Regions from separate parts of the Homo sapiens genome. Here all the other regions are linked to region 1. The links are chromatin loops, found by intact Hi-C in ENCODE. Cell type or tissue: endothelial cell of umbilical vein. All regions are shown on one strand.

Region 1 (4,000 bases):
GTAACATATTTACTACTAGTATTAACATGATTAACTGTATAATGTCTTGCCCATACTTCCCTTCTTCCTCCCCATTCTCAAATAAATGAAAAACATACTTTAAATCTGTATGTTATTATAATAATACCACCTATTTAGATTGTACTATAAAAACAGACAAGGCACCAGGCGCGGTGGCTCACACCTGTAATCCCAGCACTTTGGGAGGCCGAGGCAGGCGATTACGAGGTCAAGAGATCAAGACCATCCTGGCCGACATGGTGAAACCCTGTCTCTACTAAAAATATAAAAATTAGCTGGGCATGGTGGCACGTGCCTGTAGTCCCAGCTACTCTGGAGGCTGAAGCAGGAGAATCACTTGAACCCAGGAGGTGGAAGTTGCAGTGAGCCAAGATCACACCACTGCACTCCAGCCTGGCAACACAGCGAGACTCTGTCTCAAATAAAAGAAAAAAAACAGGCAAGGTGCAGTTCCTCATATTAGCACATGCTCACAAAAAAATAACTATAGTCTTCAGATGACAGGAAAGTATTGAAGTTTCAAATAATGTGTAATTCAGGTTTCTGGAACTGATAAACTGCTCAGAAAAGAACAGTTTGTCTTCTTATTATAGGTAAGATCTTCCATCACTCAAACATAGTCAATGATCTGCTAAGGGCAAATTCTTAGGAATACCCCTGCTTTATACGCTAGTCATATTAATGTCAGACTTTTTGTATAGACGTATTTTAATAGCTTATGGGAACTACAATGAGGTTCTTCATTAGTTTAAATTCTTAGCCTTTGGGAAGGCACAGATCCTTATGAGATCCTAATGAAAGTTTTGGAGACTATCCCTAGAATAATCCACATATGAACATACATTAAATCCTGCATTTTGTTTCAAGGAGTTCATGAACCCTTAATACACATTTATAAATCACAAGAATACCTATTCTATAGGAATGCTACTTTTCAGATGGAAAAGGCAGCAGTTCTGACTTTGTACTGAGAGAGCAGGCATTTCAAACTGGTTTTTGTTTGTTTGTTTGTCTGTTTATTTTTGGTGGGACTGATGGATGAATTTTCACTGATTCATCCATTCTCTCATCTAGGTCTTCTTTTTATCAATGTCATATTGTCTATGACCATGTAATAGAACAAAGCTAAAAGAGTATCTGGAAATTAAATTTATCAAATTTACCCTCATTAAAACTATGCTCCAAAAAACGAGCTACCTATTCACAATTGGAGATACAGTACAAATGTAACATTGGTGTTTATTTACAACCCATACCCCATTATCGCCTAGTCATATCTGGTGCCAACAAACTAAATCCAGAGATAAGAATGCTGCAAAAGTTTTCTTGTACCCAGTGTATACAGATATCAGTATGAGTACAATGATGACTAATCTACCTAAGAGATCTCCATACGGAAATGACTCCCATATCTGAATAGTACCAAATCCTCAGACTTGAACTTCTTTCAATAATGACATAAACCTCTCATAGAATCACAAGTGTATGAGGCCATCTGGTGGATAAAATACGAAACACACAAATTCTTAGCTAGTTGAAAGCAGAGTTCAGGTCTCCTCATGACCAGGTCAATATACTGTTTACTAAACCATGCAGCCTCCTCAGAGATTAAGGGTGTGATTCTATTGCTATAACACACCTGAAATGGACCCTATTATTTTAAATATTCCTTCAAAACAAAAAAAGTTCACAGCCACAAAAATCTGGCTGACCTGAACTCTGCCTTCAACTAGCTTAAAATTTGTGTTCCTGTATTTTATCCACCAGAATAAAATGGCACCAAGAAAGTGTCCCAGATTTTCAAAATAACCATCAGATGTAACTGGTCTGGAGAGCTATATCCCTTGTTATGACAGGAACCACACATTAGTCATCTCTGCAACGTCCTCATAACCAAAGACATTCCTGACAAACAGCACGTGCTCAGAAATTATAACCTGAATTAAAACAAATCATATGACACAACCCTTACTGCCCTCCAAATAAATTTACACAGCCTTAAATTCTGCTCAGGTACCTTTAGTGGGTGCAGGTTGTAAACTGATAATTGGTTGCTGCTTTGCCAATGGCATAAGCGTTGGTACTGTCTGAATAATGATGGTTTTTGCTGGAACACTGGAGTTTGTTTGAGTCTTGGGTGCTGCTGGAAGCAATAAAGGCTTGGGCTGAATTGAAGGTTTTGAATTCACCTGAATTTTTTTCTTTGGAGTCAGTCCATTTTCTGGAGAAAAACCAGACAAACCACAAGTCAATGTGAAAGCAATTACGCAAGCCCTAAAAAACAGATTCTATCACACACCTTTCTCTACACATTATCTTAACTTCGATTAACAATCTTTAACTGGAGTTTAAGCATAGCTACAGTACATATACCTGAATGAACTGAAGAAAAGTACTTAAACTGTTACCTCCTTTTCTAACCAAGCTGCAGTTTTGGGAATGGGACACACTAACTGGTAAAGGAGAATTGCTAAAATCACGGGATAACACCCAGAGATTAATGAGGTAACAAATGTCATAGCTCCATTCAGTTATCTTTAACTGAAACTTTGAAATCTCTCCTGAAGATGGTGGGGTCTGAGTCTATTTTAAAGTATCTTTCACCTGTAAAGACAGAGACAACCAAAGATTATTTCTCCCCTTTCCTCTCCACGGTAATCACTCACAACAAACAATATAGGTCCACCAATTAAAAAACAGCAAGCCAGCCTAATAAACATAAATTTAATCCAGCATTTTCTTTTAAGAAATGGAACCTAAGCTCAATCTGAAATAGAAATAACAGAAGTTAGGAGATAGAGTAATACCAGTCTTGTTCCTAGGACCAGTGACAGGCTTATCTTCCTTCAGTGGCTCCGCTGAAGAGAGACTATTAGAGTTTTCACCATATAAGGAAAGGGGAGACATCTGAGAACTAGAAGACAAATCCAACTCCTCCTGTAGCATAATAAAAACAAAAATTAATGAGTATAATCCTTAAGCAGCAAATTGCATAGAAAAGGAGGAGACCCACATATAAACAGAAAAACACTTCAGGGTAACTTCAAAGGAAAGGTATATTAGAAACTGTATATATATATTAAGTAATAAGTGACTATCAGCATGATCCATCTATACCAAAGGAAAAATAACTCAAAATGCAGAGTAAGTCTATGCCATCCTGTTAAAGATATGAATCATTGATCTGTTGCTACATTTCTTCCTACAAACTACACACACACACACACACACACACACAGAGACACACACACACACACAGAGACACACACACACACACACACATATAAAACTTGGTTCGTAGTCATACAAACATTCAGTATCAGTATAAGGTTGCAGTTAAAATGCCAATATCCTTTCTCCATAATCTCTCTTATTTGGTCTTAAAAGAATATCAAAAGCAAAATAATTTTATTTGTATTCTTTTCTGTTTTCTATTTTGTAATACTGCCTTTGTTCCAAATGTTGTAAAAGAAAGATGCATGAATGGAGCAGTGCTTTGTTGTTGTTGTTGTTGTTGTTGTTGTTGTTGTTGTTGAGACAGAGTCTCACTCTGTTGCCCAAGCTGGAGTGCAGTGACGCAATCTCAGCTCACTGCAACCTCTGCCTCCCCAGTTCAAGCAATTCTCCTGCCTTAGCCTCCCGAGTAGCTACAACCACAGATGTGTGCCACCACGCCTTGCTAAGTTTTTGTATTTCTGGTAGAGAGGGGGTTTCACCATGTTGGCTGGGCTGCTCTAAAACTCCTGACCTCATATGGTCCACCCACCTCAGCCTCCCAACGTGCTGGGATTACAGGCGTGAACCACCCCACCCAGCCAACAGTGCTATTTTCTTTAATTTAGTAGGTGAATTCATAATGATTGAGATACATAAAGATAACATTCGCATTTTCCCAAAGTCTTTTAATATTCAGTGAATCTATCTCATTTTGTTAGAATAAAGAAACAACATAGAAGTAGCAATTCAATTCAGACAGAAA
Region 2 (4,000 bases), 240 kb before region 1:
GGAAAAATAAAAGAAATAGCTCCATCTGGAGGGGAACAGTTAACCAATAAATGACTATACATTTAATGAGCAACTATAATACAATATAATGTACTAGAGCAGAAAGAAAGAAAATAAGTATGACATCATCCTTGCCGTCAGAGAGCCTTTAATGTAGTAAGACAGAAGTATACACATCTAACTATAATACAAGATATATTAATACAAGGATCATGCAAAAGGGTCAAAATGATGTGGAAATTTATTTTTTTAGAAAGTGGGGTCTTGCTATGTTGCTCAGACTAGATTCAAACTCCTGGGCTCAAGCAGTCCTCCTGCCTCAGCCTCCTGAGTGGCTAGGACAACAGGCATGCACTACCACACCTGGCTGCTGTGGGAACTTAAAGGAAGTCCACAGCCAGCTTAAGAGATCACGGAAGGTTTCACAAAGGAGACAGTGTGTGAGTGACACCTAGAACTAGTAGCAGAAGGAAGATAAGAACTCACACAACTCTGTGCCTGAGTCCTGTACAAATCCATGGTCTGTAACTTCAGCTGAGCAAGCTTTCAGCACAGGGCATGCCGACTCCAGGTCCTTACAATTTCTCTTTCATTCCCCCAGAGCAACTATTTTAGAACTCCCTCACTCTCCTCAAGCTCTACCCCACCACTTCTTTCTAATTATCAACAGAAAACCGTTAGCAAGAACATTTTCAACAGCTTTCATACATCTGTGAGTCAAACTGCATCATCTACATCCCACCCTACTTCTCCCCTGGCTCAGGGAAGAGGTGTTCCTCTTCCTGTGTGAGGTGGGTGGATGACCATCCCACCCATGCTTGGAATTACTCCTCCTCCCCCCTTGTAAGGGACTTTGCTCTGCTTGTCATTCCCTCTTTCTTATATGAAATGGTGAAGAGAGCAGGTTCGAAGTGGAATGGCTTGGGTTCCCATCTTAGTTCTACTTCTCTCTAGCTATTACATGAATAAATTTTCTCTCTGGGCCTTGGTTTCCCTATCTGTAAAATGGCATCTACTTTGTAAGGTTGTTGAGAGGATCAAATGAGCTATTCCTGTAAAACAGAGTTGAATCTCTGGCCCATAGAAGGTGTTCAGTAGGTGCCAGTATTTATCTTTCACCTCTCGTCAGTGGGCCCTTTAATCTCTGCCTCTAATCATGCTCAAATCACATCTGTCTATGGAAATAAAAATCCCTCTCTGGATTATCTCCTCTACCATTTGTTCTTCCTCTCCACTTCTCTTATGGGCTCTTTCGTTCCACTTCTCTTCATAACCAAAACTCTTGAAAGAATGGTCCATGCAGATGGAAGCTGTAACCTGAGTTTCAAGAAAGCCTGGAGCATGATTGGAGAGCACAGGGATAGTGGAAAGTGGGTAGCCCAGGTCCAAGTCACGGGCAAGCTGAGGTGTTGGACTTTATCCAGAAGGCCGTGCCGAGCTGTTGACTTCTGGCAAAGAAGTGGTGCAGTCAGAACTGTTCTTTAAGAATATTAACCTGGTAGCGATGTGTAGGTAAGAGCTCTTAGAAAATTGTTGCACTGGGAAAGGTGAACTTACGAGCTATAAAGGGGTGAAATACATAAAATCAACACTAATCGAACTGAGAGTCCTTGGCGAGGGATGAGGTATGGGAAAAGAGACAGAAGAAATCATGATGAGTGTGAGGTTTCCAGCCTGGTGGCTGCCTTCATTCAGACAGGGGAGTGAGAGGGAGGAGGAGAAGCTAGTTTGGGGATGGAAATGATGAGCTCAGACTGGGACTTGCTGGGTTTGAAGAATGACACCAGACACCAGGTGTCACTATACTCCCAGTCTGAAAATTGCAAAGCAGCCACTGCGCTACCAATCTTTTTTTTTTTCTTTTCTTTTTTTTTTTTTTTTTTGACAGAGTCTCGCTCTGTCTCCCAGGCTGGAGTGCAGTGGTGCGATCTCGGCTCACTGCAACCTCCGCCTCCTGGGTTCAAGCGATTCTTCTGCCTCACCCTCCCAAGTAGCTGGGATTATGTGCGTGCCACCACGTCCAGCTAATTTTTGTATTTTAATAAGGACAGGGTTTCACCAGGTTGGCCAGGCTGGTCTCGAACTCCTGAACTCAGGTGATCCACCCACCTCAGCCTCCCAAAGTGCTGGGATCACAGGTGTGAGCCACTGTGCCTGGCCTATCAAAGAATCTTAAAAGGCTGTGCAGATGGCAATCTCTAGGCAAGGCTCCTGTCCTGACTTCCTCTCATCTGCAGGGCTGGCACAGAAACTCCACATGAATTAGAGACTCTAGGTGTGTTAGAAATCCCACAGTGCTGATGGCTCCCTAGGAGCTCAATGCCCTGAAGGACTACTTCTTCAGGCCTTTAAGGATTTTGACCTTGGGGAAATAAGGTCTTAAGCCAAGAGTCACAAACTCATATGCCTTCTGGTAGTTATCGTAGGTAATATTATCAGGAGAGGGGAAGTCTGTGCAAACTAGAGTGCATGCCCAACCTAAAGACATTCAAATTCACAAATTAAAAACAAAGAGATCACTGTGCTGGCCTAACTAAATACATCTGCATCCAACCACTTTGCAATTTATGCCAAACTACTCACTCAAGGAATATGTTGACATCAAAGCCTTGAATGCTTAGGAGATGTAAAAGGAAGGGGGAGATATTAGAAAGAGGATAAATTGAGCCTTGACCAATTAACTCTCCTGAAGACAGTTTGTTTCTCTCCCTGTTTGTGTCCCAAATGCCCTAGAGCTAGGACACTGTGCTGGAGGCTCAGGGAGGCCATGGTCCTGCTGTGTCCTGCAGGAACCAGAAAACATTGGAGCATATTATCTGACTCAGTAATCCCCAAACTTTAGGCATTTGTGAAGGTCCTCACCCTCACCATGTTTGCCTTATCATCTGGACTGACTTTTCTATAAATAGAGCCTAAATCAATTCCCCTTTATATTTGTATGCATCCTAAATGTGTGAGTTTGAGTTACGTTTTTCTTAACACCCTTTAAAATGAAAAACATAGTCATTAAAATTAAAAGTGAATATCTGGACACCACCTAAAATAGTCTCAAGTACCCCCAGAAGTATGCATGTCATATGCTGGAAAGCACTGGTTCAAGTCCCTCACTTCACAGATGGAAAGGTTAAGGGAACCTGAATATAGTTTGGTGTTCGAAAGCACTGGCTCTGAATAAATAAGCCCTCGGTTCCAATCCAGACTCTGTGGCTTTGTCTAACTGCTTACACTTTCCGAGTTTCTGTTTTCTCATCTCTAACATAGGGGAAACTGCACCTGTCTCCCAGCAATGCTTGGAGAATTAGTGAGATTGCATGGAAAGCACTCAAGAAGTGGAGCTGTGGTGAATGTTCTATCACTACTGAGCTTGTTCCCATCCCAGAGTGAGCCAGGGGCAGGTCTGGAACCAGGACTGTTTCTCCTGCCACCTGGGCCAGGACACGTGCTCCACAGGAAGTGATTCACCACTTCAGAACGGACCAGCCAGATTCTCTTGGCAGTGAGCCCTGGGGCAGCCCTCCTGCTTCCCACTCCTCTCCCACTCACCTTTGAGGTATAGGCTGCCCACAATGGCTATGCAATTACCATGTTATAATTTATGCAAACACAAGATGTACAGGTGTTGAGAAATGTGGCATGAAAAGCACCAAATGTCTATCCTTCTTACACCTCAAATGTTCAACATTTTCTACAGCGACTGATGGCCTTATGAAAACATACAGAACAGCCATTTTCTGTGGATAGCTACATTTAAGACAGCTGTGTTCTAGAACACACTACAAAGGACCAATAAATCAAGCTGCTTGGCTTTACCCAAGAATTCAGAATTTTAGGGCTAAAAGGGACCACCCTGAAAATCACTCAGTCCAACCAGTTGTTTCGGCAAATAGACAAAACTGGGGCTCATGACTTCCTAGAGAGGTCAATTACTTCCCAAGTACACAGAGCTGGTGTGGTAGCTCTGGGACACCTCACTCCGTGACTGCATCTGTGATTGGTTGGT
Region 3 (4,000 bases), 600 kb before region 1:
CTTGTGACTGTAGCAACATCTCCTTTCTCACACTGTGTCTATTTGGATCTTACTCTTTTATATTTATTGATTTTATCTATCTTATTAGTCTTTTCAAAGCCAGCTTTTGGTTTTGTTCATCTTTTTTGTTACTGCTTTTAAATTGTTATTCTCTATTTATTTGATTTCCAGCCTCATTTTAGGGGGGCTTATCTGACTTGTTTTCAATACTTATTATTTTCTAATAAATATATTTATAGTTATGAATTTAGCTCAAAGTACTATTTTAGCTGTATCCCATAAATTTTAACACAAATAGTGGTTATTGCAGTTTAGGTCAAAGTATTTTTAATTCTTGTAAAAGTATCTTCTTTAATCCAAAAACTATTTAGTAGTTCATAATTGTTTTCAAACATACATTTTTAGTTATTTTAGTATAGATTTCAAACTATATCACGTTAAGGTTGGATAACAGCCTGACTTCAATTTCTGAGGCTTCCTTGCTGACCTGGTATATGTGAACATTCTGTGAATATTTCATTTGTTTGAATTACTCTTTCTATTCATTTTAAAGCTTGTTCTCTTTACCTCTTCCCCAAATGTATTCAAGATTATAGATTATATAAAACAAATATTTTCATAGATTTGCATATTTTATCTATTTGATCTATCAGCGTCAGAGAAAGATAAATCTTTTAATTCTATATATAATAGTATTTAACTTTCTGATTATAATAGTTAGTATATTAACTAGTTTTTGTTATTTTACCATTTTTATTTTAACTGTTTTTTAATATTTTTATGTGTATATATTTTTATTACTATTTTATCATCTTCATTTCCTTTATTTTATAAAGTATTCCTCCTTGTCTCTCATTAGTTTTGCCTTTATTTATATTTTACATCATATTAAAATTGCTATCTCAACTTTTATTCATACTTTCCTAGTATGTAATTTTCTGTCCTTTCATTTTCAAGTTTTTACACCTTTTATCTCTGTCTTCTGTGGACACAATATTGCTGGATCTTTTTTTTTTTTCCAATTTAAGATTCTCTCCTTTTGTTTGGTGAGTTCAAAACACATGTTTATTATAATTTGTTCTATTGGAATTTATACCGCCATCTTATACATTCTTTCCATTTGCTATACATTTTTTCCTTTTTTTCTCCTTTTCTGCTTTCCATTGAATAGATCAAATTTATCTCTGTTAATTTGAAAGCTCTATTAAAAAAATTTAGTGTTTACCCATAACTTATTAGGCCCTGTATTTTTATTTTTCTCTATAACATTGTAAATATATCAATTGTTATAATTTAACATGCTCTCATTTCTCTTCTGTCACCATCACCAATCCCATCAGATTTTCTGAAATTATCTAAAATTTTAATTGTTATTTACTCTTTTGGGTCCTTTATCATTTAAATAACAGTATACTTTACTGAGTCAATTAGTCATCCTTCTTGTAAATTTAAAAAACACATAGCACTCTCCTGAGTTTCTCTTCTTGGCAGAATATTTTCTGCAAAAGTATTTTGCATATTTGAAAATTGCTATGAGAGCAGATTTTAAGTGTTCTCATCAAAGATGGTCTTTGAGTGGTAAACCTTTTGCGGTCTTTTTAATTTTAGATTAATTTAAATGATAGTTGAGCTAAATATAGAATTGTAGGTTTAAAGTTATTTTCCTTCAGTGATATAAAACATATTAAGTTGCTAGCACTTTATGTGTAGGTTTCTTACTGAGATGTCTAATGTCAATCTGATCCTCCTTCACTGCTGAACTTTTTCGTGGAAAGTTGAAAAATGGCCTGTCTTCATGATCTTAAATTTCACTGTGATGTGTCTAATAGTGAGTTTTTTCTTCTCTATCAAATATGAAACCTTATAGGCCATTTTGCTCTTGGGATTTTAATCTTTCTTTACTTTTATTACTATTTAAATGAATAGAATGAATGAATGAATGAATGAATGAGAATTCTCATTCATTTTTCAAAGATTTCTTCTATTTTTTCCCTCCTACTGGAATTTCTAATTAAGAACTGTCCTCTCTTTTATTTTGCCCTTGAAATGATATTTGTTAAGTGATCTTAGGAAAGATACAAGCCTCTCTAAAATGGAGACAATATTTATCTCATAAATTACTATTAGTTTTGTCATGGAAGTCTTCCTTTCAGTTACCAGAAACTGCAATACCTGATGCCAGCCACAAGAGGCCAGACAGCCATCAAGAAAACTAGTACTGCTTGAGGGTTTTATTTTCCTTTCTTTCCTTCCTTCCTTCCTTCCTTCCTTCCTTCCTTCCTTCCTTCCTTCCTTCCTTCCTTCCTTTTCTTTCTCTCTCTCTTTTTTTGTAAAGCCCTGCTGAGTACCATGGTAGCTATTAGACCTGAAATATTTCTTTAGCAAGTATTCTCCAAACAGTACTCACTTCCCCATTGAATGCTTAATCTCCAGTGTCGATAACAGGATTAGTTTCTAAGCCAGGCTTCCCTGAGTTTGCAATGTGAGATGTAATAGGTGCTCTTGCCACTCCTACTGCAGGGCGAAATTCTTGCAATTCAGAGAAGGCTCTTACCGACACCCTTAAGAACGAATGTTTTCAGGAGGTACTATTGTTAGCTCTGTCACTTACTGGTAGAGTGACTATGGGCAAATTGCTAAGACTCCCTAAGCCTCTGGTCAGCTTCATCTAGAAAATGAGGATAATGACTTACCACATAAAGTTACTGTGGAGCTTCACTGAGATGACGCCAGCCCAGGTTAACATGTTAACAATGCAGTCTTTGTTGTTTCCTCTTTTGTAAAATGAGGGGACTGTGGAATGGGTCTTTAAATTCCCATCCCATGTGAATATGCAGTGTTTAATGAAACTGTATTACTCCTTGGAGAAGATCTAACTCAAAAAGATGTTTCTGAGCCATGAACGTTTCCTGGAATTATTTATCAGACTGGCGCGATGGAGATAGAGAAGTAGGGGAGGGTGGCTGTTCCTCAGGCCTGAAGACTTAGGTCTTCCCAGAGAGTTCTGCCTCTCAGTTGTAAGACCCAGGGAATTGGCTTAGACATCATCTCAGTCTCAGTTTACCTCTTCCTAACATGGGGCTGAAATACCTCCCTCACAAGATAGGATTCATGAGATCGTGTGTGTGAATCTCTTTAAGCACAATAGAATAACATCCGTATCTGGAAAATGGGCTTAGTAAGACCTCCCTTGGAGGGCTATGAGAAAAACAAATGAGACCATGTGTATAAATTGATTAACACAATTCCTGGAGTATATAGAAGCTTCAGAGAATGATAAAGCACCAATTAACAGTCAAGCCTAACACAGTGAAGTAGAATGTTAAGAATTGGAACTCAGAGCCCTGTAGGCAGCTCCCAGAGGTAGGCAGGTGCCTGGCACTGAAGCACAGCCCTTCTTGCATTATGCTGGATATAAGTGCTTGCTTCTACCAGCTCCGTGGCAAGGTGGCATCTGTCCAAGGAACAGAGTTAATGAAGGCTCCGGCTGCAGATAAATGAGCTTCACATTGGCCCATTAATCACTTTCCACTTCGAAAATGGCCACCCTCAATCCTTCTCTGTGGAGTTGATGATCATGTACAGAGGCTGCCTGCGGATAGAGATCCTGAGGAAGAGGGGCTGAAAGAGTCCTGCTGGTCTACCCCAGAGCCTGTCTAGTCTGTTCCACACAAATTCAACTGCAGGTTTCCTGAGTTTAGTTCCATTCAAAGTGCATCTTTATCGAGCTCCTGCAATATGCCAGACACTGTGCTGGGAACCGAGGAGTCAGGGATGAAGATGGCATGGTCCCTGCCCCTGAGCTCAGAGACCTGGGGGAGAGAAGCATGAGGATGAAGCGACTTTCTATGACACATGGAGAGTACCGTGATGGAGGAACACATAGGATGCTACGGGAACGCAGAGAAGGGGTGGGGTGGTGTCCGGGAAGCCACCTGGAGGAAGGGATGCCTGAGTGGAAATGTGAAAGATGAATTAACATAGCCTAGTGAAGTCAGAG
Region 4 (4,000 bases), 230 kb before region 1:
ATTCAGGATTATGTCTTTGCCCAGAATGCTCTCTTTCTCTCCCCTGCCATGGCCCCCCCTCCCATCATGTTGCCTTATCCACTGTTTTGTTGAAACCTCCCATCATCCCAGTCATCTTCAGTATCATGCTTTCATGAAATCCACACTGACCTTTCCACTAGAAGTGACCTATTCCTTATTTAAACCCCATGAGATATGTTCTTACTCTGCCTCACAATTTCAGTGCTTGTTCTGCTTACCTCCTGACTCCCACGCCCACTTTGTAAGATGTGGACTATCTCATCTTCCCATTAAATGTCTAGCAACCTAGCTTGTTGTCTTGCACTTAATCAACATTCAATGCTTACTGTAATTGATTTTTTTTTTTTTTTTGAGACCAAGTATTGCTCTGTAGCCCAGGCTATAGTGCAGTGGCGGATCTCGGCTCACTGTAACCTCTGCCTCCAGGGTTCAAGCGATTCTTCTGCCTCAGCCTCTAGAGTAGCTGGGATTACAGGTGCATGCCACCAGGCTAGGCTAATTTTTGTATTTTCAGTAGAGATTACAGGGGTGAGCCACCACACTCCGCCCCTTAACTGAATTTTAAAACTACACTTTATCGGTGGGGCACAGTGGCTCACCCCTGTAATCCCAGTGCTTTGGGAGGGCAAGGCGGATGGATGGCTTGAGGCCAGGAGGTCGAGACCAGCCTGGCAACACGGCGAAACCCCAACTCTAGTAAAAATACAAAAAATTAAACGGGCATGGTGGCGTGCGCCTGTAATCCCAGGTACTCTGAAGGTCGAGGCACGAGAATCACTTGAACCCAGGAGGCGGAGGTTGCAGTGAGCCAAGATCATCCCGCCACTGCACTCCAGCCTGGGTGGCAGAGCAAGACTCTGTCTCAAACAAACAATCAAATACACCACATTTTATCAATGTTTACCCCCATATAGTTTCAGAAAAGATTTGATAGCTTACACAGAGGAGGGTGTGTGCATGATGTCCCCACAAACCTAGACACCCAGAGCATTGAATTTTTGTCCATAAACTGAATTTTTTGAAGATTAAAATATACTAATAAGGGTTATTATTATACTTATGTCAACTATTACTTATATGCGCTAGTTTCCTTAGTTTATTACAACCCTTATTCCTCAGCATAAGAAGCAAGGTGTTTGAATTTCCCAAGGGTGCATAATATCCTTTGAAGGGGCCTGGCTCTGTTCAATATTCCGAGTGACAGTTGTCCAGGATGGCACAGTGCCCTTCCTTAAATTCACATATTGGTAATCTTCACTGTAGGTTTATAAAAGGTTGTCCTCAGTAATTGAGGGACATAGTAACATAATTGCACACTATTGAAAGTGGACTCCCTCTTAGAGATAATCTGGTAACAGAGACCCGGAGATTTGTCCCAAACCAGGAAGACAGGAAGAGCTGTTCCCTTTGGTAATCATTTATCAGGCAGTAGCTTTCCCCATGGGGACTCGCGGAGAGTGTCGGAGATGTACAGTCATTCCCCTAACTTTCAACGTTTACACAACTCAGGACACACTCTAGGAAGGAATTCAATGATTTTCCTCTGGGTGGAGGTATTACTAGGTTCTAAAGCCGTGGCAGGCAAGCAGCTACCAACGGCGCTAAGTTCAAAGCTGCCCGAGAACTCGCCCAGAGTTAAGTCAGGGAAAAGAAACGCCTGGGAACAAACGCGCCTTCTCCCCTGCCCCAGGTGTGCTAAAGGACGATGCCGCAGATCCCTAACTAGCTCAGCCTTGGAGCGAGCGCTGGGTGCCTGCGATGGAAAGTCGCTCTTCTCGCCAAGAATGGTCGAACCCCAAAACTTCAGGGACGCCGCTCGGAGTAACTTCTCTTCACTCACTTGCGATCAGATGAGAAGAAAGTAAAGCCCTTCCAACGTCACCCTCAGCCGGCGCGCGGCAGCTGAGTCCCAGCGGGGACGGGGTCCGCCGGGTACCCCTCCGCCCGAGCCCTGTGCGCTTCCAGGTCCTCCTCCTCCGCGCGGTCACTGGCTGCATCTCCGCCGCCCCGGCACAATAGAGGCTCCGCCCTCCTTCCGCGCGAGCTCTCCGCGGCTCCCTAGCCCAGCAGCCCTCGCCCAGCAGCCCGCGCCGCCACCGCCTCTTCCCTCCCCGTGTCCGGTCCCCGTGCGTCCCGAGGCTCCCCGCCGCCCGTCCCGGCGCGCACCGCGGGCGTCTGTCCGAACGCCTTCCAGCCACCTGAGCCCTCCTGCGGGCGACTCGCTCAGCTAGCCCGTGCCCGCCTCCACCTTCTCCGTCATCCCCTCTTCCTTGCGTCCGGCTCTCCACTGGGGCTGCACAGTCGAGGGCTGCTCGCGTCGGGAAGGAGATGCCCAGAGTCTCTGGGGCGCACCCTCCCGTCCCGCTCAGCCGCACCCAGCTTTAGAAGGTGCTCTCAGCAGCCACTTTCGGGCTCTAGCGAGGACACCCTCTCGCAGAAGTCCTTGCCGAGACCCCCCGCCCCAGCCATTCTCTGAAGGGGCTGAGGACACTCTTATCGCGCCCCTCATGGCCAAGCCTCGGCTGCTAGTTCTCTACTTCGCTCTGATTGTGGTTCCGGCCTGGGTGTCCAGCATTGTCCTCACAGGGACAAGCGAGCCCCCAGATGCGCAGACAGTGGCGCCTGCGGAGGACGAGACTCTGCAAAACGAGGCGGACAACCAGGAGAACGTTTTATCTCAGGTAGGATGCAGAGTGCCACGACCGCCCTTCTTGCCCTGGATGGTGGTGAGAGCCAGAAGCTGGTCCTTGCTGAAGTGTTTGAGGGCAGCTGTTTTTCCTTCCATTACCAATGGAAAGGGCTTTTGATTTTTCATGTATCGGAATATTTTCTTAATGGAAGGATATAGGTTCTCCTCGCAAAATCATAGGGTGCTTAAAGGTCATCAAATCAGGAGAAAGGAGAGGTGAAGGAAGGGAAGATGCCGCTCGACTTCTTGAGAAGAAAGAAAACAAAGTTGTTTTTGGTTTCAGGGTTGTAAAAAGTATCTCTTGTCTATGTGGCTGTCTGTCAGAATTGGAATGTGAAAACAGCCGGATATGTTGACCAGGAGGCAGATGGCATATCCCATCGGGAGATACTTTATGGCAGAGGGTGGGACACCAGGCGGGAGCATGGGGTGAAGTCAGAACAGAAGCATGTGTGATGAATGTGAGGTGACCCCCAAACAGAGAGACTGAGAACATGACGGAGTGTACTGGGAGGGGAGAGTGGGAATGCAGATGCAGGCAGCTAGGGCAGACTGTCAGTGGGGGCCCGAGTAACCCATGATAGTGATGGGCTTCGTAAAGTGTCCGTTTACCAAGTACTTAAACTTGTTTTTTCTGACTCAATCTTCAAAACACCCTAATACCCATTTATAGATAAAGACCATAAGAGATACATGGGTAGGCCGGGCGCGGTGGCTCACGCCTGTAATCCCAGCACTTTGGGAGGCCGAGGCGGGCAGATCACGAGGTCAGGAGTTCAAGAGCAGCCTGGCCAATATGATGAAACCCCATCTCTACTAAAAATACCAAAATTAGCCAGGCGTGGTGGCAGGCACCTGTAGTCCCAGCTACTCAGGAGGCTGAGGCAGGAGAATCGCTTGAACCCGGGAGGTGGAGGTTGCAGTAAGCGGAGATCGCGCCACTGCACTCCATCCTGAGTGACAGAGTGAGACTCCGTCTCAAAAAAAAAAAAAAAAAAAAAAAAGAAGAGATACATGGGTAGAGCCAGGGCGTCTGACAGTCTTCAGCCCAGATCTCATGTCTGTAAGGGGTAGTTCTCTCTGGAGTGTTTATTTTGTGCTCTCCAGAGCCGGCATGATGACGTGTGGTGGGTGTCACCAGAATCCTCAGAATGGGGGATGTCTGAAAAAGGATCCTCCAGGGCTGCCTGTACCTTCACCTCCACCAAGCCCTAGGACTGGGCCTTGTCTCCTTCCTGTAGAGAGAATAATCAGCTGCACTTTGGGATTTATCAAACACTAGCCTCCTCA
Region 5 (4,000 bases), 120 kb before region 1:
AGCAATTAGTCAATAACATACACTGTGCTCATTTATAATCCACAACTGGTAATGGGAGTGAGTTATTTCACTTCTCCATGAAGAATCAAGCTGAAAGTAATCTCTTTTCACTAGATTTCTTAGTACCTCACATATTACTTACGTGACTTTCTCTTTGGAGTACAGTGATTTTTGTGCTTGTCTTTTTTTTTCTTCTAAACTATAAGCAGGTATATTATGCCTTAACATCTGTGCATTATATTATTATTTGTATTTTGTTTAATGTCCAGGGCTAGTAATATAACAAAATGCAATAGTAATACTATCAGTGTCAAACTCATCAGTATTATCAATTAAACATAAACAGGCTTCTGTGGCATGGTCTAGGATGATATCAACATTTAGGTAACACAGGAAACTGCTTTGAGTTCCAAAAATCTAATTTACAAATTCACTGTCAGAACACAGCAGGGGCTTCTTACACTACATTTATGACTAGAAGGGTCGCAGATGCAAGTCTGTAGAGCAGTCAAGATGCTAGCTTTTCCAATTTTGTAAGTAAAAGAAAGCTACTTTTTCTTTTAGGGATGTAGTAATTTTTTTTAAAAGAATAATGGATCTTAAAAATAATAAAACAGTGGAAAAATGTTTCAGAAATAATGTACGGATATATACTCATTTAACTGAACATTTTAAATGTCTTTGAACTAATGAAGAGAATCCTGGTTAAACAAAGAAATCTCATATTGTTCATACATCAGAATTTCAACTTACCATTTATGTTTATTGCTGGTAACACAATTGACATTTTTGGTCTTGTGGTCTTGTTATGGGTGGTAGCTGGTAACAGCAGGTGATCCTAAAATTAACAAAGAACAATCTGTTATATATAACAATTGGCTTAGTCCTAGAACAGGCCAAATTCAGGGCTTCTAAGAGGTCAATATTTCGTTGGGATGATGAAAAATTATAGTTTTTATTTGAAGTTGGCTTAATTAACTACAAACCAGCTTAGAATCATTCATTCATTAATGTAATACACATTTACAGAGTGTCTACCGTTGTCAGGCACTATGCAGTGATCTTGGAAAACTCCTAGGTTTTTACAACACATATGCTGTAGCACCACTATAAAGAATACTGGTCAAGCAGTCAAGACAAGGGATTTTAATTCTAATTCTGCCACTAAATAGCTGTATAATCTGGACAAGACTACGTATCCTTTCTGTGTTTCAGTTTCCAGTCCTGTAAAATGATGGGGGCTAGACTAGATAATGTCACAAGATACTGAGAGTATCTCCCCTAAACAGTCATTCTCAAACTTTTTTTTTAAAGGCAATAAACTCTTTTTCCCATCAAAATTCTTATCCCAGGAATTTTCTATCTGTAGAAGAAAGAAATTATCAACATGTACAAGAAAGATTCTGACTGAAGCAGGGCCAAGGCCTAGAGCCTTGCCTGCTTAGCCTCCTCTTCTCCCTTTGAAGGGACCACAGAATTAGACATTTATTTGCAAGTGACAGGTGCATGCTAAAGAAGTTGTACAGTTTTTGCCCTTAAAAAGCACACAGTTTGGTAGAAGAGTTAAAGAATTATAAATACATGCCTAGCACAATTGTATAGTCCTACACTGTGCAGGGCATCTGAGGTTTCTAATTTCCAGCACACAAGTACTAAAAGTAAGAATAAGCCAAGAGAAGCTTGGCTTCAGAAAAGGCAGAGTATAAGTGTTTTGAAAAATGTATATACATCTGTAGGCATTCTAAGGCTGATTATAAATGACTTATGACTTTGATATTAACTACTGTTTTCAGTAACTCCTCTTCTTCCTAGCAAAAACATATGAACTGTTACAGAAAAAAGAAAAAAAGAAGTATATTAGCATTTCCATTTAAGGGAGCATGGTTAAACTGGAGATAAAACTAAACCTAAGTTTGATGCATTTTGCTTTCTTTTCTTGTTCCTGTGTTCATTGTTTCACCATTCATTCAACAAACTTACTATATGAAATAACTCATCAAAAAGTAGGATCTGATACAGCTGAGAGCAATAAAAATTCAACACAACTTCAAAGTTCAAAGTTGATATGATTATGAAGTGTGATTATCAGCAAAACTAAGAAAAAAATCTAAAAAGTGAAAAACAAATTGAAATTGATATACATGAACAGAACTGTGTAGAAAACATTTCCAGTAACTGCTTGTATTTTGTGTAATTCAAGGCAACATTTCCATGAGAACATGTTTTTAAAAATTGGGGAGGAGAGAGAAGATGAGTAAATTCTGTTAGAATTCCAGCATTGCAGCAAGGGAATTTTTTGTTTTGTTTTTTTAAGTGCATTGTTAGACACAAAGATCACACATTTCTGATTAAGATAACATTATAACCAAGAAAAAACAGAATTTGCTGATCTTCAAGCCATGAAAGTTATACATAGCTTAATTCCTATCATTAAAATACTGCTTCAGGGTCTCTAAATTGAATGTGAAAACAAACCAAAAAACTTGCAAGCCCCAAATTAAGGCTATTGTAAAAATAAACAAACTTAGATTCCACTGGTCATGGGTTAAGGTCAGGCTCAGACTTAATTCTGAGTTTCCTGCTAAGATACAGATGCCATACTAATTGTTGTTTTTAAACATGATCTTCTGAACACAATGTCTCCTACTTTTTCTTTTCACTAAATTTCTAACAAACTAGTTACTTTTGCAGCAGAAAGCTAAAAACTAGGTATGATTTATGAAAAAGAAGAATCATATCTTGCATGCATACGAATTATTACAGTTAACCTGCCTTGTCTCTAATTATTAAAGGTTTGCAAACTGGGGTAACAGTTTTTAAGTACTTGTTTACCAAGAGGCCCAAAAATCAGACTGCAGGGAACCAAAGCTGGTATACTACCAACTCTAACAGTACATATCTTATAATAAAAATAAGTGTCTATATAATATATACATTTTATCTATCTTATCTATATATCTGGGACAATGTAGTTAACTTCATTGAATATTTACCTCCACTTCCTCAAAATAAATGTTTCTTGAACCTCACAACAATGAATCCTGAATCATTACTTTCTCTCTGTGTTCATCTTACTCTTTTTCAGATCATTAGTACTGTGAGTCACATTTTCAGAAACAAAGGAGCTGTAATCACTCAATAAATATTTACTGGCCTCTTACTGTCTTTTCTTTTTTTTGAGATGGAGTCTTGCTCTGTCACCCAAGCTGGAGTGCAGTGGCACGATCTCCATTCACTGCAAGCTCCGCCTCCCGGGTTCATGCCATTCTCCTGCCTCAGCCTGCAGAGTAGCTGGGACTACAGGCGCCCGCCACCATGCCCGGCTAATTTTTTGTATTTTTAGTAGAGACGGGGTTTCACCATGTTAGCCAGGATGGTCTTGATCTCCTGACCTCGTGATCTGCCCGCCTCGGCCTCCCAAAGTGCTGGGATTACAGGTGTGAGCCTCTGTGACCGGCCCTTACTGTTCACTTAAAAAAAATTTACTGAGCACAGTGTCCTGTCATGTATTCAGCACTGTGCTACAGAGGATATTTTCTTTTAAAGAATATAAATCCAAGTTTTTATTTTGTTGGGGAAACTGAATTGTGGCAGAAACAGCCTTTTTTTTTTTCTTACCCAATATATGCTCTCCTTCCTCTGTAACATTAAAATAGCAACAGGACTTGTGATATTTAGTTGGGCACAAGGCCACCCAGAATAAAGACTATATTTCCTAGCCTCCTTTGCAACCAAATAAGGCTACACGGTCTGGTCAACGGACTGTAAGAAGAAATGGCAACTTCTTCAAGGTGGTAATGGTGGAAGGCTTCCCTCCTCCTTCCCTTTCTCCTTCTTGCTAGCTAGAAGGCAGATATGACTGCCAGAGCTGGAGTAGCCGTCTTTGTTCCATGAGACAGAAGCTGCAAGTTGAGGATTATGGAGCAAGAAGACAGAAGGAGACAGGGATCCCGATGATTAAGTAGCTATCATTAGATCTCTGAAACTTATACATGAGACA
Region 6 (4,000 bases), 55 kb before region 1:
TTGAGAGTCATCAGGACATATAGATATGAACTGTGCATGAAATTATAGATGAGTCACCTAGGCAGAAAGAAAATAAAAAAAGTTTACAGTTCCAAACCTTGAGAGTTGGGTAAAAAAAGAGCCCACAAAGATTACTGTGAAGCAGCAGCCAATAAAAAAAGGAAACTAAAAAACCATAGTAACACAAAAGGAAAGTCTTTCAAGGAGCAAATGACCCACACAGCCAAATGCTGAGGAAAGGGCAAGTAAGATGGCAGAAAGCACTGGCCCCTTAACAGAAATAACTCTGGCAGAGTGGAAGGCTAACTTCAAGTTAAAAGTTAGAGATAGCTATTTATGCCACACACGAGAGAAAAGAAACAATAGCAGAGGATATATAGAACATTCTTCCCTGCAACTTGCACCAGGAATATTCTCAATGTCCTCTCTTGTGGCTGTAAGGGTTAAGTAGGTTTAAGTTGTTTGGAATAAAACAGACATGTTGGTGCACAGGTAATGAATGCAAACACAAAAGGATCAGCCTAAAATGAAGCATTGAGTGAGAAGGAAAAAAAGTATCTGTCTTGTGTTTGATAAATCTGAATGCCTCTAAGAGGAGGCTGCTTAACACCTCTTCTTATAAATCTATGACATACGCATTATTTTAAAAATCATGCCTGCATACTTAGAAAAATACAAACACTGTAGTCCATGAGAAAAGTCCAAAACTGCTTTTGAAAATATATTTGTGATCTGAACTCTAGTAATGATTTCTGCACATCTGTGCTAACTGGCTTTGTTCTATCAGCCAAAAATATTCTTTGGAAAAAAAAAAAAAAAGTCTGATAGGAGAAATACCAGGACAAGGATTGGGTGGAGTTAAAGGAGAGAGAAAATCAGCCAACATACAATCTGGAGACAATTAGACCAACATTAGCCCAGGAACAGTCAGAGTTCGAGTCTGCTTGCAAACATTTTATGCCAAGAGAAAAAAATTCAACAAATAAATCATTAAAGTAAATAAAGTAAAGGACAGTGCTAGGGAGCTAGAGTTAATGAGAATTCTTGGAGTAAAGATCAGTTCTGGGTGACATCTTATATAGGGTGACCATCCTTTCTCATTTATCCAAGACAGCAGTACTGGTATTCTGATGTAATTATTACTAGCACTACCTTTCCTTCTTAAGAGTGTCCCAGTTTGATAGAACATTATATGGTCATACTATTTATATGCCACACATTTCTATGACTGAAAAAATATAAGCAGTTAATTACTAAATGATAGGCTAATACAATATTATAAACTATGGGATTAGAATCTACTCATTTTTTATTTGAACCATGTCTCATAGCTCTCCTTAGAAAAAGAAACATAAAGTAAGCTGCATTAAAAAAAATGTATAGGTATCACGGCTGAAAATAGATAAAACATCTAAAATTCAGTTCAGAACACAGAACAAAGTAATATTAGGTGCTTTCAAATGTTTCACAAACATTTTTTGGTATCTTTTATTCAGTATTTATACTGATAAAATCAAGAACATCAAATTAATGGACTGACATTTATTTAAATCTCTCAAGTTGCTGAAAAATATTTCAAAGGACTTGCATGGAATCAAGAATCCATAATCTTTCCTGGGTTGTTTTTTGGTTTTTTTTTTTCCCCAAGACCAGTAACCCAGATTATTCACTCAATGGTGACTTTGGAGAAGGGAGGGAAAAAATAGCTTGCATCCCATGTACTACTCTGAAAGCTGATAAATTTCAGCCAGAAAGTCATTCAGACTTTTAGTTTGAACTAGTATGATCAGACTACTATGCTTTCTGGGAGCCACCATGTTATCTTATGCTAATGTGGAAGGCTTCTACTTGCTGCAGTTAGTGCAGAATAAATAATATTCTTGTAAAGCTTACCTGAACTGTAATTTCAAGCATTCAATCCATAACTTGTTCTATTCTTTAGCAAGACGCTATCTCAACTCTCGTAAATCCAAAGGCTATTAGATTTAAATTTAATTTTTGATGGATCTTATGTGGACACTAACAGAATTCAAAATTATAGAACACGTAGGGCAAACCTGCACAAATTACTTATGAAAATTAAATATACTATTAAACTCTACCAATATTCAGGGGCACCGTTAAGAGATCATCAAGGTGAATATTTTAAGAAGTATGATGAATTTTGGCATGTAAAAAAGCAGGAAATGCTATGTTTTCCAACATTATGACATCTATCATTGCTATGTTGCGTTGCAGCTACTGCCATAAAATCCTTTGGGTCCTCCACTGACTTGGCATACTGTACTCCACAAAAATAACAGTTTTTTCAGGAAGGCTAAGTGGAGACAAGCCTGCAGGATTGTGGTGATCATCTTTCAACAGTATGGATGTAACACAGTAAAAATCAGGAAGAAAGATTGCCCTCAACCTACAAATCCTTAAAGAGATAAAAGTAAACAAATCTGTAATAATTTTCAAGCATTATACTGTGCAATAGTTACCATACTGTGACCTCCCTTTGCCTTGTTAGTCAAGGACCTGGCTCCATTTGGCTCTAATACAAATTCTAAATAACACAGGGAAATGTTTATCAAAAAGTATACAACTATAAAAATGTCCACTATACCTTCTTCTAGTTAACATAATATAGAAATTGCATTTTTATACAATTAAAGCCTTTTGCTATTGACAAGCAATATGGAAATTTATCAAGTCATTATTAAATTGCAACAAGGGAGGGATTCAACAAAGATCACAATAAATGAGTATAAATGATTTTACCTAATGACTGCAAATAGGTTCAATCATGTTATTCCACCATATCATATCCATCCACAGGTGAGACAGTAACAAATATTAGATGTATTATATGTATAAACACATGATAGATAAAATAATTATTAAAGACATTATATATAATATGTATATATTTCAATATGTATATTAATGCACACAAACTGAGATTTTAAGATTACATCTCTATAGGAATTTTAAAACTACAAAAGGTTTCAAAGTAAATTTAATTTTACAATATTAAAAGTAAAATGTATTAATGGTTTCAGTAATTTATGTGTTCTACTACTCAAAATATACACGAACAATTTAGATGCAATGTTATACTACAGATAATTCTCTTGTTTCAGCTTCATTAAATCACTTAGGCCAAAAGATAGATGCATGCCATCTTACCTGTAGCTGTTTTTCTGGATAATACCATCTGATGTGTCCTGTGCCTCTTTAGCAGAAAATCCTAGAAGGTGCCTCCTTTGATTTGCAGGGCTCACACTAGGGTTCATTCTCCTGGAATCCTGTTCCAACATGCTGAAAATAAAAAACAGGAAATAATAGCTGAAATAAAAATATGTCACACATATGCCTGCTACATGCAGCTGTGAAACAAACCACAATTCCTTTGCAGATCCATGCACGTAACAAAAATGCTAGGCATAGACGCAAGTACAAATAGGGTACTGAAGGTGTTCAAATCCTTAGCATGGTAACCTGCACATATCAAAAACAATTTTTCTAAGTATAAAAGTACCTTATTTATAAACTGTTTAAACAATAGTAGTGTTCTATATGTTTTAAAAACTTGATAATTACATGTATATATGAAGTAGAAATAAATACGACACACCTAAAAACAAATTTTAAACTCCAATAATAACTGAAATAAGAAGGCCTCCTGGATGGTGCAAACTGGTGTTTTCAATGAGAGAATACTTCAAATGAAGTAGGAATAAAAGTCAAATTCATTGTTAGCCTTTCACAATTCCAGAAGGCAGGCTATCAGATAAAGCTAAGAAAAAAAAATTTTTTAAATACTTCTATTTGTATTTATATGTAAAAACTTCTATTCTTTCTCCCTACCCTCCCTAATATCTTCACTCATCAATGTATATCCTCTTCAGAGGCATAAGCATTTGGAGAAAACAACAAAATATATACATATAAGCAAATACTGCCTACTTAACTTTTTTTTTTTTTTTTTTTTGAGACAGGGTCTCACTCTGTCACC
Region 7 (4,000 bases), 170 kb before region 1:
GGGAAGAGGCCTTTGGTGAGGACAAGATGCGTGACCGAGTAACCCACTTTCCTGAAGACATAGATAAAATATGGGTTTTTAGATTTTTTTTTCCTTGATAAGATTGTAGTTTAAATATCTGGACACTTAAATAAAGGAAATTTTTACTTAATTAGGCTTGGGAGAAGAGTGGAAAATAGTTCAACAGTTTCATCTGAACAGTAACACAAGCCACAAAGCCTTTTCAGGCTTCCTTTCCCATTACTAACCCCCCAACACTGAAGATTCATTTGGGGGCTTTTTTCTCTCTTTCTACATACAGAATAAACAAGGTAAGTTTAAAAATTCTTTATTTGAATTTTAGAGAAATAACAGGTAGTATAAAGACTTGCTTGAAAGTATGAAATAGTCTGTTGTTATTATTTCTTTAGGTTTTGCAAACCAACATCATTATTAAGGGAGAGAATGGTACATCTCTCCTCCTCATCTTTAACACGTTCTTCAATTGGCATGGGTACAACCTGAGCAAAAAGATCCTGGTGAAATGGCATCTCTAACACTCCCCCCTCAGTTCTAATGGCTCCATGGATGAAGCCCTACTGGACTTAGACCATCCATACTTGCCAAAGTGGTAACAGGAAACCAGTGCCTCTAAGGCTAGTAGTGCATAGTAGTTTTCATCTAAAGCTCTGTTTCCCCATCATCTCCTCTGTCCTGGTGACTGGCCTGGAAATTATGGCAAGGATGAGTTAAAATGGATCAATATACAATTGCTGTGAAAGTCAACCTACTAATCTCTAGCTGGGATTAACATAAAGGGGATATGCCAAGCCTCCTGGTTTATTCAACTTCATTGAGAGCAAACAGCACAATAGTGTTGTTTGTTGGCCTTGGCAAATGATAAATTATGATTTATTTACTCCTTAGTTACCAAACCTAATATAATTAAAAGTATTTTAGTGTGCTAAATCCCTAATGCTTAAAGTTAGCAAACCAATATGTTGAGAATGGCACCCACTATGTGACAGTGGCTGGCCATGACATGGATTCATGCGTAAGATCAAATTTTCTAATCAGATACCTTTGTCATTCTTCTTTTCATAAATTCTATTGCATCTAATAACACACATATTAGAACAAATGGCCGAAAGTTCTAGTCTTACCCAAAATAAACTGTTTAAAGCTTAGTCATTAAAAAGATAAGAACAGAACACACTTTACTTTCTTTTTTTTAGGTAGGAGAAAACTGCATTTCTTTTACGAGCATAGTTCCTTTTGGATTCTGGCAACATCTTTTTGGGTAGTCTAGTATTGTTTCCTAGGAAATTAAAAATCAATCCCAATCCCTGTGGGTGGAAGAAAATGGGAATATTCACTTCCAAATGTTATTAGGGGTGGGAACGAACATTTCTTATATTTCATTCTCTTTTAGGCTTTATTCTTGTTTCTAAAAGTTATAATTGGTATTCATATTAGCAGCAACAATCCTAATTTCTGTAAGTTAAAATGACTCAGGACTGATGAAAATAACATTTGTGGTAAGGAATATGGAGTCCACAGGTGGTAATAAGTGTCTATCAATTTTGGCAATTCACAATCTTATTTAAGAGGTTAATTGGTATGAAATAGCCAATAGTATGAAAAGATCTCAGTCGGCTGAAGGAAGCTGAGTCAGCCCATCAGTATGCAGTGGAAAGAGGGCTTTCATGGCTGGAAAATTTCCCATGACTTCAGAGTGAAAGGGGGCATCAGATCAGGCTCTAACTCTTCAGGCTGTGAAAGCAAAAGTGGTTACTTCTAATATGTTGTTGAAAGTGAAAGTCACTTTGAAACTTTGCAATGTGTTAGAAAGTCAAATACAATTATAAGTTTTTCCTGTAATACATTTCTGTCAAGTTTCACAACCTAAGCTTGGTAAAATGGCAAGAATCAAAAAATAGTAGGAAAGTGGCAAAGAGCTTGAGAGTTTTCCAGTTTTAACGATGCTAAATGCCACCACGGCAGTCTCACCAGCATCTCGCTGCGGTGACTACCGGGGAATACACACAGGGGAGGAAGGTTCAGGCTAAGATTTAGTCAGGATGATGTCTCTTTAAAAATGATTTGAAAAATCAATTTGAATCCCAAGTTCCTTTTCTGTTTCTAAACTTACTTGGAACACTTAAGAATGACTCACATAACATTGCTTTCAAATACCTCCGTGTCAACTTCTTACTGGCAAGAAATGGCAAAGAAATGCCAGTTTTGTGCTGGAACTTGTAGTCATTAAAAAAAAAAATTAGATGATGCTCTGAGTTTTATAATCGTGAGGGATTTTTTACTTGTGAAAACACAAATCCCACCCAAAACTCCATGTGAAGTTTCTGTACTACAAGCATGGCAAACAGCAGATTTGTTTCAAGGATGATCCTTTCACATTAACTCCTAACTTTGGAGTTAGTTTACACTAACACTCTAATGAAGCTGTGTCCCTGTACTGCTGGGCATAAGTCAACCCCAAAGGGACAAGCTCCTAACATCTGATTCAGTAGTTAACATGAGGAAACATCCACTTACTTCCATTAACCCTTAAAAATTTGGGACTTGCAACCAGGCAGAAAGACTATTCCCATCAGTCTCTACCATCACTTCCCAAGAGTGTATTATTGTCAGCCCCAAGAGCACAAAATCATCTAATAACAGGAGGACCTGCCTCCTCCATGAGTTTATCTAATTGTCTCATAAGCTTGCACAATCCTGTTTAAAATTTAATAAATAAAAAAATACACACATTACCCACAATTTCTGGCTGCAACCCCCAAAAGGCAATCCCACCAAAAAAAAAAAAAAAAATTAATCTGGCATGGCAACTTCTCATTTCCTAAAGGGCCTTGTGCATACAAACATTAAAATAAAAACTACAATTGTGCCTAGGGATTAATTATAGCTTTGCCAGCAATTTAAAAAGTGACTACTTCTTTGCATTTGTCAATTGCCTTTCACTCATTTCCTGAAACTCTACCCTTAGGAGAATCCTGTCCCCTCATTTCAAAGATCCACTCAAGAACAGGCAATGACAAAGAGTAGAAGGGCTAGTGAGAGACAAAAGAAGGCAAAGCTCCCAGGCTGCTCTAGGCGGCACCTTACAGGCACCCCTAGCTCTGTGGCAGAGCTGCCGGCCCTGCTACCACCTTCCTGCTCTTCAGTGGAGACTCCCTCCCAACCGCTACCCACCTTTTCACCTGGAAGAGAGGGACTAACGTTGGTGAGTATGACATAACCAAAGTCTTGCATCTGAGGAGTTGGCAAAATGATGATAGAAAAAGCTGGGAATCGAGGGATGAAGTAAAAGTGAAGCGCTAAGAACAAGAAGGCCACGAGATGGGTCCTTCTCCTGTGATTCTGTCACAGAGAGGAGGGAAACTCTATTTATAATCACCCCACACAAACCAGGTTTACATTGACCATGATAACGTATGACAGTTCCAGCAGAAGATTAGCATCTTGGGGATGACTATGTTGCCACTGTCTACTAGCCATGGTCACAGCCTCTGGTGTGGCTAATTCACATTACAGAATGGGAAGGGGCAGGGCCAGAAGAAATATCCCATGATAAGACTGCCCAGTCACCTGAAGGTCTTCTGGGCATTTGCCTTATATTCCTTGGCACCCAGCAGAAGAATGGTCCCCAGAGAAAATGGTTCTTGTCTGAAAATCACCCAGGATAGCCAAATCTAAGGGGAGTGCTGCGCTGCTTAAAAAGGTTTGTAATGTGGAAAAAGAGGAAGGTTAATTAGCACTTTTCAAACTCCAGACTCCCAGGTAACACAACAATAAAGCCCTGCTTTTCCCCGCTCACAAAAGTTGAACTGATTTCCTTGGAAAGCATTTAACTAGCTTGGACAAAGAGGCACCTGTCCAGAGAGTTAGAAGTGCTGATGGTTCTTTAAAATTATTTAGGAGCCAGACCTAATTTCACAGGCAGAAAACTAACTAGCTGCATATAATCCTTGAGAGGTTGCTACAATTTCTCGTTCCCTTT

What was found. A loop is a pair of places that touch in the nucleus more often than their neighbours do. Peaks named below come from ENCODE experiments on the same cell type or tissue, not always from the same donor. Only the 100,000 strongest peaks of a DNase experiment are listed, where the experiment ranks them.
Region 2: it touches region 1 in a loop (17-fold over the local background); 100 of 110 quality-filtered maps call a loop at or near these places.
Region 3: it touches region 1 in a loop (7-fold over the local background); 15 of 110 quality-filtered maps call a loop at or near these places.
Region 4: a loop joins it to region 1, with 10 times the contacts of the local background. A loop is called at or near these places in 100 of 110 quality-filtered maps.
Region 5: a loop joins it to region 1, with 3 times the contacts of the local background. A loop is called at or near these places in 12 of 110 quality-filtered maps.
Region 6: it touches region 1 in a loop (2.2-fold over the local background); 8 of 110 quality-filtered maps call a loop at or near these places.
Region 7: a loop joins it to region 1, with 2.2 times the contacts of the local background. A loop is called at or near these places in 5 of 110 quality-filtered maps.

The regions. Positions count from the first base shown.
Region 1 is chr1:161,790,366-161,794,365 of GRCh38, reverse strand. It overlaps ATF6 (activating transcription factor 6), which reads right to left. Exons shown (of 16, transcript NM_007348.4): 5 at 2,829-2,958; 6 at 2,039-2,242. Among named protein-coding and RNA genes, the nearest start is that of ATF6, 26 kb to the right of the region's middle. In endothelial cell of umbilical vein, a CTCF peak has its summit at 1,519 (motif pointing left); a DNase peak (open chromatin) is centred at 1,485; H3K27ac peaks cover 573 bases.
Region 2 is chr1:162,034,920-162,038,919 of GRCh38, reverse strand. No RefSeq gene overlaps it. Among named protein-coding and RNA genes, the nearest start is that of OLFML2B, 13 kb to the right of the region's middle. In endothelial cell of umbilical vein, a CTCF peak has its summit at 1,760 (motif pointing right); DNase peaks (open chromatin) are centred at 1,759 and 3,459; H3K27me3 peaks cover 171 bases.
Region 3 is chr1:162,390,479-162,394,478 of GRCh38, reverse strand. No RefSeq gene overlaps it. Among named protein-coding and RNA genes, the nearest start is that of C1orf226, 11 kb to the right of the region's middle. RefSeq lists a silencer at 2,286-2,580. In endothelial cell of umbilical vein, a CTCF peak has its summit at 2,171 (motif pointing right); no DNase peak of the experiment used is centred here.
Region 4 is chr1:162,021,959-162,025,958 of GRCh38, reverse strand. OLFML2B (olfactomedin like 2B) reads left to right here and starts at 2,090. Exons shown (of 8, transcript NM_015441.3): 1 at 2,090-2,702. The coding sequence starts at 2,529. RefSeq lists silencers at 1,466-1,760, 1,829-1,978. In endothelial cell of umbilical vein, a CTCF peak has its summit at 1,531; DNase peaks (open chromatin) are centred at 1,588 and 2,048; H3K4me3 peaks cover 975 bases.
Region 5 is chr1:161,909,134-161,913,133 of GRCh38, reverse strand. ATF6 (activating transcription factor 6) reads right to left here. Exons shown (of 16, transcript NM_007348.4): 15 at 754-838. Among named protein-coding and RNA genes, the nearest start is that of OLFML2B, 110 kb to the left of the region's middle. In endothelial cell of umbilical vein, no CTCF peak of the experiment used is centred here; no DNase peak of the experiment used is centred here; H3K27ac peaks cover 965 bases.
Region 6 is chr1:161,845,752-161,849,751 of GRCh38, reverse strand. It overlaps ATF6 (activating transcription factor 6), which reads right to left. Exons shown (of 16, transcript NM_007348.4): 10 at 3,172-3,303. Among named protein-coding and RNA genes, the nearest start is that of ATF6, 81 kb to the right of the region's middle. In endothelial cell of umbilical vein, no CTCF peak of the experiment used is centred here; no DNase peak of the experiment used is centred here.
Region 7 is chr1:161,960,383-161,964,382 of GRCh38, reverse strand. ATF6 (activating transcription factor 6) reads right to left here. Exons shown (of 16, transcript NM_007348.4): 16 at 313-4,000. Among named protein-coding and RNA genes, the nearest start is that of OLFML2B, 61 kb to the left of the region's middle. In endothelial cell of umbilical vein, no CTCF peak of the experiment used is centred here; DNase peaks (open chromatin) are centred at 1,682 and 2,182; H3K4me3 peaks cover 342 bases; H3K27ac peaks cover 2,490 bases.